Regions from separate parts of the Mus musculus genome. Here region 2 is linked to region 1. The links are chromatin loops, found by intact Hi-C in ENCODE. Cell type or tissue: left cerebral cortex. All regions are shown on one strand.

The links. A loop is a pair of places that touch in the nucleus more often than their neighbours do. Peaks named below come from ENCODE experiments on the same cell type or tissue, not always from the same donor. Only the 100,000 strongest peaks of a DNase experiment are listed, where the experiment ranks them.
Region 2: it touches region 1 in a loop (2.1-fold over the local background); 15 of 42 quality-filtered maps call a loop at or near these places.

Annotation. Positions count from the first base shown.
Region 1 is chr2:156,255,123-156,260,122 of GRCm38, forward strand. The region is part of intron 4 of Phf20 (PHD finger protein 20); the gene reads left to right. Among named protein-coding and RNA genes, the nearest start is that of Cnbd2, 55 kb to the right of the region's middle. In left cerebral cortex, no CTCF peak of the experiment used is centred here; a DNase peak (open chromatin) is centred at 2,139; H3K27ac peaks cover 1,843 bases.
Region 2 is chr2:156,193,876-156,198,875 of GRCm38, forward strand. It overlaps Phf20 (PHD finger protein 20), which reads left to right and starts at 2,772. Exons shown (of 18, transcript NM_172674.2): 1 at 2,772-2,922. In left cerebral cortex, CTCF peaks have their summits at 326 (motif pointing left) and 2,892; DNase peaks (open chromatin) are centred at 2,809 and 3,100; H3K4me3 peaks cover 2,101 bases; H3K27ac peaks cover 1,855 bases.

The DNA of each region.
Region 1 (5,000 bases):
CAACCCTGGCCGTTTTGTTGTTATTGTTGTGGGGTTTTGGTCTTTTTGACTTTTTTTTTTTTTTTGAGACAGAATCTCACTATGAACCCTTGGCTGTTATAGAACTCAGTGGGATCCTGTTTGTTTCTGCCTCCTGTGCTGGGGTTAAAGTCCTGCATACCAAGGCCTGGCACACAGTGGTTTTCCATCCCATGAAGTTGTTCAGCGGTTTATTCAGTACTCTGTCAAGTGTTGGGATGATTACATTTTGTCTGGGAATCGTTAACATTGTCTAGAGAAACCTCCAAAGTGATGTTCCGTCTTGTGAGCTAACTAAACAATTACTGATTTCCAGTTCACGTGAAGTGCATTTGGATAGTCCCATCTTTCACTAAATTATGTCTTATATATAATATATATATGTTATATACTCCAAAATTACATCTCTAATTAGTGTTTCTCACATATATCTTATGAAGAGCTTGTTTTGGGGACACTGCAAGTCCTCTTTGAACTAGAAATAGTTGGCTCAAGGGAGGTCTGCTTCTCCAGAGTCTCATTCTCAAGGTGGTCTTTCTTCCTTTACTGGCTTTTGTAGCCAAGTGTTCATTCGGTTCATAAAGGGCCTATAGCTACAGGGCGATCAAGTCATGTTCTTTCTTCCAATAAGATTTACTGGAGGTATTCTTTTGGGGAGCACCAGCCTTTCTGCTAGGATGAAATTTTGGGGGAGTTCTATGAGTCACTTTTGAAGTAACAGTAGTTTGCAGAGGCCATCTTTTGTTCTAGTGCTGGCCAAGTTCACAGGAGGTAGGACTGGAATAGAGTGACTGGGACCAGATACACAAAGGCAAGCAGGGGCAGATGGAGGAAGAGGATTCCAGGAGCTTTGTGGGGAGCAAGTGATCTCTTAGAAAAGTAGAGGGTGGCTTCATAGAGGTCACAGAAGTCTTAGAAACTGACATTTTACATGTAGTGTTTACAGAGCTCTGAGCTTGGCATCATGACAGCAACCAGAAGACCTAGTAAGGCAGAAAGAAGCCAGTGTACAGTGTACATTGGGGATGGAGGACACAGTGCAAGAGCAGGACGGACCAGACAAATCCTAATAAGGGGAAGGGGTGGGTGTGGGGTGGATGTGAAATACGTTTGAAGTCATTAAGGAATGAACACCATTGCGTATATTATTGGCTGTAGTTAATTAGCAGTTTTAAACAGCTTTTAAGTTGGGGCAACTGCAGTTGGACATGGTGGCACATGCCTTGGGAGGCTAAACTAGAACTAGGTAATCCCAAGTTTGCAATCAGCTCTGGGCTACATACTGAGTTAGAGGCCACTGGGCTACACAGTGAGACTGTCTCAGGAAAAAACCAAATACAATGAATCAAACAATAATAAAAAACTGGAGTAGCTTTGCAAATTAAAAGGCCAAGTCCTTTCAGTGGTTTTCTCATGAGCTAGGTTCTAGGAAGGAGAGTCTTGAGGCCATGGGCTCATGAGGTGGTCATTGGCCACCTGGTGATGGGTTCTATAGTTCTGACTTAATTCCAGCTGCTTCATTTACTTTGTTGAAGGACATGGGGACTGAGTGAGGTTTCTGCTGAGGCCTGTCTATATTGTGCTAAACGCCTTGGTGGTTCTTGAGACTGATCGATTGGAAGGAGGGTGAGAGGATATAGAGTGAGCTAAATCCTAAAGTGGGAGGCTGTTGAAGCATTCTGGGAAAGTTATGGAAGTGAAGCCAGTGATTTCTTTTCTCTGAGCAGTGTCACCCTGTCCACTAGTTCTTAGGTGCTGTCTTTGTGGGCTTGGTTGCTAACTATAGTGCTCGACTGGTTTTGTTCTGAGACAAATTTGCCTCTGGAACCTGTAGTTCTGCCTCAGCCTCATCTGGATTCCAGGCATATGCCATCTTGCCCCACCCCTCTTTCTCTCCCTTTGCTCCTTGTTCACTTTGTTTTCAGTTCTGGGTGTTAAATAAATTCAAGGCTTCATTTGTGTGAGGACAGCATCCTACCTCAAAGCTAGATTCCAAGCTCTTGACTTTCTTTTCCTTCCTATCCTGGATTTCTCTCCCTACCTCAGTTGGTTTTCTCAGTAGTCACGAGGGACCTGTGAGGGGGAGGGGGAGCTCTGCTGGCAGGAAGCCTTTCATTTCCTCTGAGCTAGGCCATCTAGTCCAAGCTGCTAGGAGACAGCGGAACCCAGGGAAAACCAGCTTGTGTATTCATCTTCTGCTCAATTTTCTTACTGCTCTTAACTTCCTTGGGGGTTTTCCTGAGGCTGAGCAGGCTGTGGGGAGTGTGGACAGAGTGGGGGAACAGCAGCTACTGTCATGGTGGGTTTGGCATGATTAGTCAGCCCTAAATAACTCAAGAGTTTCTTAGGGAAATCAGTTAATTGGTGGAAAAGAGACAGAGCAGTACTTGCCATTGATAATGAATCTTTGGGGGTGGTTTGTTTGAGGTAGAGTCCTGTAGCCAGGCAGATTTTGAACTGTGTGGTTGAGGGTGCCCTTGGCTGGTTAGTGATCCTACTGCCTCTACCTCCAGAGTGCTGAGACTATAAAATCCTTACACCCACATGGTTTTTGTTTTGTTTTTGAATTAGGATCTCACTTCAAACTCCTGGCTAGCCTGATCTCACTATGCAGTCAAGGCTGGCCTTGAGCTCATAGCAATCCTCTCCCACCAAGTGCTAAGATTACAAATTTGGGCCATCATGCCCAGCTTTTATTGTTTTTTAGTGTGAAGCAGCCATAATTGGAAGCTATGTTATACCCCCAGCTCTAGCTTTTATAGGAATGATAGGATTCTGGGTTCGGTGCGTGTGTGTGTGTGTGTGTGTGTGTGTGGTCATCTTTGGTGAGTTGACCTTGGCCTTATTTGTCAGGGGCTGTTTGACTCCTCTTTGCAACTTTTTTTTTTTCCTTGAGAGAGTCTGGCTGAGGCTGACCTTGAGTTTTTGGACTTACCTGCTCCTTCTGCCTCAGACCTCCTAGGAGTTGGCTTACCAGCATGGACTGTCATGCCCAGAGCCTCATGACCTTCACTCCGTGGAGCACTACTGTTCACAAGGCTTTCTCCTTGAAGAAACTGCAAGTGGCTAGCATTAGCAACAAGATAGGTTCCTTCCTGTTGCTCTTACATTGCCCAAACTGGTCTGAGACAACTCTATAGACCAGGCTGGCTTTGAATTTGCAACAGTTCTTGTGTTGGTGCTTCCTCCATGATGGGGTTAAGGGTGAGTGCACTCGGCAAGTCTCCCCCCTAATTAGATGGGAGTTTCTAGGTCGTGTGCTCCCCTTTCCTCCAGTTCAGTCTATTTTGGGCCTGTGCCGGGAGCTTGTGTTTACCACAGGAAATGCTGTGGAAATGGTCTTCCCAGGTCTCTGCAGAAGCGGATCTTTTTTATATCTTCTTTCTGCTGTAACTGAGCTACATGTGGAGTATGGGGAGGTTAGTACCTTGTGAGCAGATTTGCACGAAGGGAAATGAAAGGAAGATAGGCGCACGCGTGCAGGATCTGACTTCTTTCAGGGTGACTCACTTGCTGAGTGGTAATTATTAGAGCCACTTACTGATCTGCTTTTCTATGACAGACTCTATGCTAACTAAGTGGTTTCCATACTCTGTTGCTCTTAAGACTGGGTCTTACTGTGTAGCCTGGGCTGAGCTGCTCATGCTTTCCTGGCCTCTTCCTCCCCAGTGCTGGTTTGTGCCACTAGACCTGGCTGAATTTGCACATCTCATCTCACTGTCACCTGAAGGGAGAAAGGTTCTTGGCATCAAACTCATCCTTGTTTTATAGGTGAGAAAGTAAGCTCACAGGAAAGTGTGAACACGAATAAAGACAACGAGCACAGAGCTAAGGGTTGAGGTCTGCAGGGCTCTAGAGTTCTGGGATGGCATCTCCTGTAGTTCACATATGCCTATCCAGAGCATCCCAACGGGGTCTTCCTGAAAGGTAACAAGTTGTCCAGTATGCCTGGGTATTCACTGATCTCTTGCCAGGGGAGATGGCAAGTGTACTTTTTTTTTTTTTTTTTTTTGTTTTGTTTGTTTGTTTGTTTGTTTTTCGAGACAGGGTTTCTCTGTATAGCCCTGGCTGTCCTGGAACTCACTTTGTAGACCAGGCTGGCCTCGAACTCAGAAATCCGCCTGCCTCTGCCTCTGCCTCCCGAAGCGCTGGGATTAAAGGCGTGCGCCACCACGCCGGCGTTTGTTTTGAATCTTGTTATGTAACTAGCTAGCTCTGGTTAGCTTGAGTTCTAGGTATACCGGCCATAGAGAAGACAAGCTTGTAGAGTGCCTGTAGTTGGGCTCTCATGCTCCTCCCTTCTGCATTCTGACTGCTCCCAAGGTTATCCGATGTGCTGAGTTCTTAGCCTCAGAGGGCAAGGCTTCCTTTGTTTGACTTGGCACTGAAGCGGGCAGGGGGCTAAACTAACTAAGGTAGGTAGACTTTCTGTCAGGCTAGACTAAGCTTTTCCCTTTTGTCATTAGGGGTGGACCTCAGCCTTGTGCTGTACCACAGAGCTACAGCCTCAGCCAAGAAGTATTTCTGTCACATATTTACATGTTACTTGTTAGATAGGATTTATGGCCAGCAGATCACTCTATTATCAACCACCTATGGACGAATTCCATTAAAAAGTGTTCTTGAAAAAATGTGTGTGTGTGTGTGTGTGCGTGTGTGTGTGTGCGCATTTGCCTGCAGAGGCTAGAAAAGGGTGTCATATTCTCTGGAACTGGAGTTCCAGGCAGTTGTGAGCCACCTGATGGGGGATGCTAGGAATCTAACTCAGACCTTCCAAAAGAGCACTGCTTGATCTTAACCATTATCCAGCCACAGAGGCAATGTTCTTACACATGCAATCTTGAAAGTAGCATTGGGCCTTCCTGCAGACGTGGGCTAGGCTCTTGGTAGGCTTCTTCCCTCAGATGTATCCCTTAGGCTGTGTTTAGTTTGAGAGCGGGGACAGGAGAGCTTATAGTCCTTTGGATGTTGAGAGGGTCAGG
Region 2 (5,000 bases), 61 kb before region 1:
AAAGGCCTAGAGGCAAAAGAGAACCACCGAGAACCTCAGAGGAGGGGCTGGTGAGGTGGCTCAGAGGTTAAGAGCACTGGCCACTGGCCAGAGGGTTCTGGGTGCTGGGTTCAATCCAGCTCTCTAGGCACCATGCATGCATGTAGTACACAGAAATCTATATAGGCAAGATATTCATATACACACAAACAAACAAACAAAAAAACTGGAGTATCTTCTTCTTCTTTTTTTTTTTTTTTACAATTTATTTATTCATTTAATGTACATGAATACACTGTTGCTGTCTTTAGACACACCAGAAGAGGTGTTGTGAGCCACCTTGTGGTTGCTGGGAATTGAACTCAGGACCTCTGGACGAGCAGTCTGTGATCTGAACCACTGAGCCATCTCTCCAGCCCTGGAGTATCTTCTTTAACCGGGCATTTAATCCTAGTCCTTTGAATCAGAGGTAGGTGGATCTCTGAGTTCTAGGACAGCCAGAACTACACAGAGAAACCTTGTTCCGAGACACCTAAATAAATAAATAAATAAATAAATAAATAAATAAATAAACAAACAAGTATAGAAAGGCCCTGGCATCCAGAAGATAGAGAGAACAGATTCATACAACTTGTATTCTGACTTCCACATATGAGTCTTCTAGGCATGTATACACACATACACATTAAAATAAACAAATAAATGTAAGAAGAGAGAGGGTCTCTCTCAGTAGCCCAGGCTGGACTGGAACTCACTGTATAGAACAGGCTGGCTTGGATCTCATGTGTCTCCCTCTGCCTCCAGAGTATTCTTTTAAAGACCATGGACAAAAAGAGAAACTGACAGGAAGGCCAAGGGACAGCCTGTGCTCCAGAGACATTGTTTACAAAAGAAAGGGGTCAGGGTGGTGTCCTGTGGATCACACAGTGAGGAATTCCTGATAACAAAACCAACTAGGCCTCCAGCTTCAGATGGCTGAAAACAGTGACTGTGGAGGGTTTGGAATGTTGCAGGTCTCAGAGCTGGTTTCTCCTGGGCTTCTAAAGGCCCATCTGTGTGTCAGATCTAGGATCCCAATAAAAGACAAGCCATGAACTGTATAGTTAACAAAGCCCTATTCTCCACCAATGGAAGGGCTAAGAATGCTACCACATAGCATTTAAGCCCTCCAGCTGAGATTACTCCATTTTACTCTAACTACTTACTTAATGTTTCTACTAATTTCTTGTTGTTTTGTGCTTTTGTGTTTTGTTTTTTTTCTTACTCTCTCTCTCTCTCTCATTTTTTGTTTTTGTTTTTGTTTTTCTTCTTTGAGACAGGATTTCTCTGTGTAGCCCTGGCTGTCCTCCTGGAACTCACTTTGTAGACCAGGCTGGCCTCAAACTCAGAAATCCACCTGCCTCCTGAGTGCTGGGATTAAAGTCTTGTGCCACCACGCCTGGCCTTTTTTTTTTTTTGGTTTTAAGGCATTTATTGTAGAAAGGCAGAGAGAGGAAGAGAGTAGGGAAGGCTGAGAGTAAGAGCAAGAGAATAAGAGGTAAGAGAGTGTTCTCTTTGAGAGAGGCTTTCTCTTCATAACCCTAGCTGTCCTAGAATTTTCTATGTATGGGATTAAAGGAGCCACCACACCTGGGCTCTACTAATAAAATTTTTATTTTATCTTATTTTTATTTTTTATTTTTGGTTTCTTTGTATACTCCTGGCTGTCCTGGAACTCACTCTGTAGACCAGGCTGGCCTCCCAAGTACTGGGATTAAAGGTGTACGCTGCCACCACCGCCCGGCTTTTTTTTTTGGGGGGGGGGGGCAAATGTTTTGCTTGGAGAGCTATGCTTTTGTGTGAAGAATGACTTTTTTTTTTTTTTGAGACAGGGTTTCTCTGTATAGCTCTGGCTGTGGTGGAACTCACTCTGTAGAACAGGCTGGCACTACACGAAAACAGTGAACAATGACTTTAATCTCAGTATGTCAGGGGCAGAAATGTGGATCACTGTGAGTTCAAGACAAACCTGTCTATACACTGATTTCCAGTCTAGCCAAGGCTACACATATTGAAACTGTTTCAGAAACAAACAAACAAACAAACAAAAACAGCATCAAGTGTGGTTAGATGAGCAAAGGCTTAGATTGACAAGTAGTGTAGGGACATGATGCGATTAGACATAATTTAAGAAGTGCAAGTTTGGTTGCTCCCAGTGTCAAATCAAAGCATGATCGCCTCAGTAAATAGCAATTTTACCACTTCTCGTTAGCACTTGCTAAGTCCCACTGGAGAAACCTCTTTTTTGTTGTGGCGGCATCTTGGACCTTGCTCCCTAGAGACAAAATTCGGCTTTTTCTTTTCAGTTCCCGTTGGAATCCTTTTCTAAGGATGAGAGAGAGCAAAGGCAGAGGTGAGAAGGTTCAGATGAGGACTTGATAGGGGCAGAGCACAGAGGGCGGACTGGTGACAATCGATCTTGAAGATTTAGCTCTTCTTCTGGAGAAGGAACAAGTCGTTCTGATAAGCTCTTGCGTGTGAAGAGCGGATTGGAAGAGGGAAAGTAGTGAGCTGTAAAGACTACGATCTCCGTGGAGCGTGGTGACAGACGGGGTAGAGGGAGGTGGGCGACTTTCCACCATTTAGAAGGAGAACTAAGAGGGTACATAGGCAGCACCCAGGCCAATGCTTCTGGTGACCTCAGCCGTCACGGGTGAGTGCGGACTCGGCGTTCCCGCTTCAGGGAGGTGGGCGTGGCTTGCTCGCGCTGTCGTCCTGGCGACCGGGAGGGGCGGGGCCCGGGGCGGGGCTGTAGGGAGGCTGCGTCACTCGGCGGTGGAGATGGTGCGTGTGTGTGGGGGGCGGGGGATACGCTGGGCGCGTCCCCGGGGTCACGTGGTGCGCAGCGCGCACAGTCCTTCTGTCGGTTGGTCTGGAGCGGCGCAGCAGGAGCGGGGCCGTGAGGTGAGCTCGTGGCGAGGCGCGGCGACGCGAAGCCAGCTGGTTGGGGCCGTGTTGGGGGCAGGCCCCGTGCCGCGCGCGCGCTGTGCGGGCGGGACCGGGGACGGACGCCCCGGCCACTGCGGGACCCTGGCTCACTCCTGTTCCCCGACTGGCCCCCGGATCACCCAGCCCCGGAGGGAGGCCCGGGGACCGCTGCTGAGAGCGTGGCGGGCGTGCGAGCGTCGCCCAATCACTGCGGCTACCCGCGGGAATGACGGCCGCTCAGGCCAATCAGCGGGGCCCGAGGGGGCTGGGCCGCGAGGTGCGGGCCCGGGGCGCGGAACGGGGCAGTGGGGGTGGGGATGGGTGCTGAGGCTGCACCCCCTGCTTAGTCCGCGAGATAGGGGGAGGCCTAAGCTGCTGCCTCTGCCGCGGGGACGGGTTTTCGTGAAGTGCCTTTCTTATCCTGATCTGGGAAGCACACCCTTTCCTCACGACCCTGTATATGGGAGTGTCCCCTTTCTCTGTAGTTTGGAAAATCTGGGCGTCCCTCCACTCTTAAAATCTCTAATCTTGGGATTTTTCTCTCGATTTCTAACCGTCCCTGAAAACGGATTGAAATCATACTCTCTTTTCTTTGCTCCCCCATACTGAGGGAACACTCCTATATTCAAACCTAATTAACAGTTTTCCCTTTTCAATTTGGGGTCCAGTCCGTTAGTAGGTTCCTCAGAAATCAGGTCACTAACCAAAGTTATCTAATACTTTATTATTATTATTATATCCCACAACTCCAGGGAGGACGACCTCTGTCCAGGCCTCAGCTCTGGTATGTTTTCAGAAGTTAGTGAATGTGGGGGTCAGTTCTTTTTTTCTTAGTCCTTTAGTGTGGAATGCGCACCCCTTTCAGGCTCTTCTCCAAATCCTGATGCTTCTGGCACATAGTTTGCAGTTTCATCTGTAAGGGGCTTCACTAACGTGTCCTTAAGTATGTCTTGGGGCTGCACTCTTTGATGAGTTCTCCAAGCTACCTTGTTTCTCCGGGGGGGGGGGGGAGGGGATTTGTTTTCCTATCTGAGAGTATCTTTGCTTTCAGTGTCCCTTTAAGGTTTGAGATGCGCCTCTTTTAGCAGGAAACAGACCACCTTTGGGGCGCAGCAAGTACTTCTGGCACACTTTTCTCCTGAATCCTTTCATTCCTAAATGTGGTGCACCCCCCACCCACCCATTTTTCCCACAGCTTCCTTTTTTTTTTTCCTAGTTGAAAGCCATATTTATTTGGCCTGTGCAAATTCCAGGAAGTTATCCCTCTGCTTCCAATTTGTGGGACTTAGAGATCGAACTCAGATGGTCATTCTTGGCTTTAAGTGCTGAGGCATCTAGCTAGACAGTCCGTGTCGTGTCCCCCCCCCCCCCCCCCGCCCCCCCAAGGGTTTCTCTGTGTAGCCCTGGCTGTCCTGGAACTCACTCTGTAGACCAGGCTGACTTGGAACTCAGAAATCCGCCTGCCTCTGCCTCCCAAGTGCTGGGATTAAAGGCATGCGCCACCACGCCAGGCTGTCTCTTTCTCTCTTTCTTTTTTCTTTTTCTTTCTCCCTCTTTGTTTGTTTTTCTTTGTAGCTTTTCTGCCATCAAGATAGTTTCAGTCTTAAGTTCCCTTCCCTCTTTGGAACCTCATTCCCTAATGTGCTCTCCCGGGCTCTTGGGCCTTCCTTCCTGTGTTGAGTGCATAGCTGCAAAACACTTCGTCTGTGGCCTCTTCTTTTTTATTCCTCAGGGCAGTTCTTATAGTTACCCCACCCTGAGCTGTTCTTCCCTGATAGGATGCCCTTTCATGCACATGGCTTTTATTTGTCGGTTGTGAGGTTGTCTCCCTGGGTAGCTCAGGTTATCCTGGAACTTCCTAGGTGGCTCAGGTTGGCTTTGAAACCCCCTGCCTCTGCCTTACAAGTGCCAGGGCACAGGCAAGAACTTCCATGTCTGGTTCACATGACTTTTTATAGGTAGTTTATTTTTTTGCAAACAGGAATTCTCTTTTGGTTCATGGCCTGTCCAGACATTTTTCTAGTTTCTGGTTCCTCGTGGACAGTGTTCTGGTT